Linked DNA regions of Homo sapiens: region 2 is linked to region 1. A link is an interaction called in ENCODE POLR2A ChIA-PET data of the cell type or tissue named here. Cell type or tissue: CD4-positive, alpha-beta T cell. All regions are shown on one strand.

What was found. ChIA-PET counts read pairs that join two places held together with the same protein. Peaks named below come from ENCODE experiments on the same cell type or tissue, not always from the same donor. Only the 100,000 strongest peaks of a DNase experiment are listed, where the experiment ranks them.
Region 2: POLR2A ChIA-PET joins it to region 1 with 6 read pairs; 6 of 35 experiments call an interaction of 5 or more read pairs at or near these places.

What each region holds. Positions count from the first base shown.
Region 1 is chr10:9,009,142-9,011,641 of GRCh38, forward strand. No RefSeq gene overlaps it. Among named protein-coding and RNA genes, the nearest start is that of LINC02676, 110 kb to the left of the region's middle. In CD4-positive, alpha-beta T cell, no CTCF peak of the experiment used is centred here; a DNase peak (open chromatin) is centred at 1,160.
Region 2 is chr10:9,059,567-9,062,066 of GRCh38, forward strand. No RefSeq gene overlaps it. Among named protein-coding and RNA genes, the nearest start is that of LINC02676, 160 kb to the left of the region's middle. In CD4-positive, alpha-beta T cell, no CTCF peak of the experiment used is centred here; no DNase peak of the experiment used is centred here.

The DNA.
Region 1 (2,500 bases):
AAAAGCAAAGCTCACCTTAGGTTGAAGAAGGACATAAACAAAATATAGTGATGCATTCCCTGGGTTTTGGGGAAAATCTATCCGGATGAAGCTTGGTGATGCTGATGGCAGACTATTTAGTAAACTAACAAATTTTGTGAGACTCTATCTTGTAACTTTTTTTTTTTTTTTTTTTTTTTTTTTGAGGCAGAGTCTTGCTCCGTGTCCTAGGCTAGAGCGCAACAGCGCAATCTCGGCTAACTGCAACCTCTGCCTCCCGGGTTCAAGGATTCTCCTGCCTTAGCCTCCCAAGTAGCTGGGATTACAGGCGCCTGCCACTGCACCCAGCTAATTTTTGTATTTTTTAGTAGAGACGGGGTTTTGCCACGTAGGCCAGGCTGGTCCCAAACTCCTGACCTCAGATGATCCACTCGCCTCGGCCTCCCAAAGCTATGGGATTACAGGCGTGAGCCACCGCACCCAGTCAACTTTTTTCTTTCTGTCTTGAACGCTGTTCATGCTTTAAGACTTCCTGATGATTACTAAAGTGGCCTATGTTCCTTCATACGGTTGACTGTATGTTGAATACACCATTGAAAGAATGGCTGAGAAAAAAAAATCGAGTGAGTCAATAAGAAAAAATGTGAACTCCAAGATTATTCACTTTCTGGAGAATCCTTCTGTATCTCTTATTCTACTTCCTCAAGTAATATTAGCATATTTTTTGAACCAAGCAAGCAGGAATAAAACCTGTCGCTTCAAGTTTTCTGTTGCACAATTTATTTTGAAGGATGTCATTCTCTGATGTTATATCTAAATTTTGGAAAGAAATATTAAGAATGTGGATGTTCAAGAATCAGAATTTGAAAAAACAAAACAAGTCTTGTTTCCTTTTTAAAGTAATCTACTGCAGTTTTTTGTGTGTAATGGTATTGCTTTTGGAAGTATAATTCTTTTCATTTTAGACTGAAACAGTATTGTTTTGTACAAAATCAGAAAGCATATTCATTTTATTCTTTCATTATGCCTTGATGTACATATGAACATCTATCTAGCTGTCAGGTTTTTTTTTTTTAAGTCTGTTCTGTGCCCTGAAAGGGAAGTTAAAAAAAAAAAAAAAAGTTGTGGCATTTCACCACTCAACCTTCAAAGTGAGAGGTGAAAGACACACACACACACACACACACACACACAGTTTGCAGAGCAATCTCAACTGTGTTTCCACTTCCTGCTGTGCAGCAGTACCACCAAGAACCTTTGCCTTGGTTCTCAGCTTTATTTATTTTGCTTTAAATGATATATACAGGCTGGCTATTCAAAAACGGTTCCCCATCCCCCACCTTTGAAATCAGTGCTGTGTTGATATTGAAATTGAGGTACATCTCATCTTGGCAGTGCCTTGGTTAGTTTACCACTTAGAATCAACTCATCTTGTTCTACGCTTTTGCCAAGGGCAGTATCACACAACAGGTAGAAAATTAATAAATGTATATTGATAACTATACTTATCAGAATGCCTCTAGTGAATATTTAGAAAGCTTACTAGGCCTAAATCCAGGAGCTAAAAGGTGAAAATTGTATTTACTTTCAACATATGGACGGTTACTGTCCCAACAATGACAGTTTGTAGCTTAAAAAAATAGCGCCAAAATTCTAGGGTTATATTTTTCTAAAGTAAAGTCTTCAAGAAGTTTTAACATTTTATTAATTGAATTACCAGCAAGATGAAAGCATAGGAACCTTCCTTTCATCTGATATTCTAGGAATCTTTGAAATGTTTGTATTTTTGCTCAGTTTAATATTGTTTGAATAAATCTATGAATATTTTTATTAAAATAAAGATTAGCTCTGCAGAACAAATTCAGTGCAAAGTACTTCAAAACTTAAAAGATAATAGGGTAATTTTTATTTACAAGTAGCATGGTATATTGTGGGAAGGCGGATATGGCAAGCCCACACCGTTATAATTCCAAGTATGCCATTAAAATAGCCACAGGAGAGGTAGGATCAACATGTTCTGAATTGTCAAATGAATGAGAAATCCTGAGCCATAAGTGAAGTTTTCTCATTAGGTTATAGTATGTTTATAGATTTCAAGACTGTGATTTTATAGTAGCTATGAAAATATTTTCAGATAAATGAAATATATTAAAATAAGCTTAAACTCAAATAACTGAATTATGAATTATTATGGAAGGTATCTAGAGCATTCTTTTTTGTTGATTTTCTTTATTTTATTTTATTTTTTGAGACAGCTTTCTATTCTGTCACCCAGGCTGGAGTGCAGTGGCACAATCTCAGCTCACTGCAGCCTCCACCTGTTGGGCTAAATCCATCTTCCCACTTCAGCCTCCTGAGTAGCTGGGACCACAGGCACGCATCACCACTCCCGGCTAATTTTGTTTTTCATAGCACATTACATTACCGATTTCCCAGTTTATAAGTAACCAAGATGCTCAAACAAGCAAATATTTTCCTTGAGTATGACTTACTACAAAAAAGAGAAAGAACAGAGAAATTA
Region 2 (2,500 bases), 50 kb after region 1:
TTTCCAAATGACGAGTTGATGGGTGCAGCAAACCAACATGGAACATGTATACCTATGTAACAAACCTGCACGTTGTGCACATGTACACCAGAACTTAAAGTATAATAATAAAAAATAAAGTATTACAGAACATGGTCAATTATATTAAAAAGTAGATTAATTAATGTCCATATATACATTTTTTGGTGGAAATCAAACATAATGAAAACTATTTCACATAATTAATATTTTGTTTATTTTTTACTTATTAATTTATTGCAGAGATGGGAGTCTTGCTATGTTGCCCAGGCTAGTCTCAAACTCCTGGCCTCAAGTAATCCTCCCACCTCAATCCCCCAAAATGCTGGGATTTCAGGAACATGCCACTGCACTTTATTAGTGTTACCTGTCATAAAGTTAATTACTCATAATTTTATTTCAGTATATATATATATACACACACACACCATACACACCATAGTAGAATAAATTAATTATATTTTCTACAAAAATTATTTTCAATCTTTTTTGTTACAATGAGTATCATTTTCACATCTTATCTCAAAATGTCCTGAGAGGATACAGTGCCATGCAATTTGTTTTCTTTGCAAAAATCTGTTCATGTATCTAACAACTAAATTATTTTACAAAAAATCATTTACACTAAGATAATCACATAGTTAAATATATGAAAGTAAAATTTTCAGAAATGCACTGGCAATGTATTAATGATGTTTTGGTGGAAATGGTTCAGATAACTGAAACCTATTGATAAGATAGCTATGCCACATTTAAAGCAAAGAAACCCCAAAAACAGATGAAATATAAGTCAAAGGGCAAGCTCTGTTTTTCTTCCTATTGCTTTGTGTGGGGTCATTTAATCATGGTTCTAATCACTACAATCAAAAATGTACATGACATCACAAAAAGTCTGCATTAATCCTTCCAGACACAGTATCAGATAATGTGCTTAAAAGAAAAAAAAAAAAGCCCTGCCAGCTACTTCCTGTGGCAAACACGCACAGTGCTCTGCTTATCAAACAGCTCCTTTAACGAGAGAACACTCCTAGTTTTATTAAATCCCTTTTAGAGCATCATCTTTTATTGGACTTTGTCTTTTGTCAGTGGCTGTCACTAGTGAGCAAATCTCCAGAAGGTGAAGAGAATGATTAGGATGAGAATCTGACTTAGGGCAAAACTTTAGCTCTGAATGTAGAAGGGCTACTTTTGTGAATGTTATTTTCATTGAAAACGTAGCTATATATTTGTTTTATGTCTTAACTAAAAGCAAGGTTTTCTTTCCTAAAGCAATCCTTTATTTTAATTGTTAAGCCACAAGCTAGTTCTAGAATAAAGATTCTACTGATTATAATTATTCTAGATACTACATATTTCTCTGCATATCTCGGTTCGCATTTAACATATCCCAGTTGAAATTTCTTATCTTAATTTGATTATCAAAGTTATTGGTCACACCTATAGCCACAGAAAAGATAAGTGTTTTGGGGGAGCTTTACTGGACCACCTAGATGAATGAATGTGTTTCAACTTACAAGCTTGTCTTTTTGGGAGAATGAAAGAATGATGAGTTCTCAACATTTGAATTTGGAATATGCATGTGTTTTATTACGGTGTAGCAGGATGTGGCTGAATACCATCTTCTAGCCACACCCAGAAGGGCAATAGAACAAGTCCACTTTTGAATACTGTTCAATGTTACACTTAACAATACAAATCAAGTATTTCACTTTAAAAATTGATATAGAACAAGTATTTTTCATGTACAGAAAATTTCATGCAGGGGAAAACAACATTTTAGATAATAAGGTTGACAGACATTATTAACATAAAGGGATTCTCTGCTTTGCTGAAGGAACAACCTTGAAATTTCTAAAATCAGCGGTGATTTTTTCCCATTCAGTTATTGATATTGAAATGGATATTTAATCACAATGTTTTAGCACACATTTATGTTATAAAATGAAATATGTGTGCATAGTGTATTGAATTATAAGATCAGGACATTCTAGGACAGCATTACAACCTAGATATAAATTCTTCACTAGTATCTACTATTCTTAATTTTCCCTCAGTCTTGTCACTTTCCTGAAGGATAATCTTCTCTGTATTAATGTAATATTCTGTCCAATAGTACTTCAATTAGTAACTCTGAGGGCATTTTGATGGTGAGGGTAAGGATAAGCATTGAGATAAGGGCATGCCTTGCTAAAAGGAATTACTATAGAAAACTAACTGCAATTAAAAAACTTTGCAAGGCCACATTTGCAAGCCCTGGTATCCAAATAAAATCATATTACCTTAAGTGGAAAAGTAACTTAGAAATTATCTGTTCAACCAAGAAACAGAGAATACCCTGAGGGGGATTCATCTATTACTGTTTATTATATGGGCAGAATTCCATGAACTGCAACTGGAACAGGTAATGTTTGTAGAGAAGAGAAAATAACCAGTAGTCATTAAGCTCTTAGGGTTTAGAAATTAAACATTCCACACCATGATG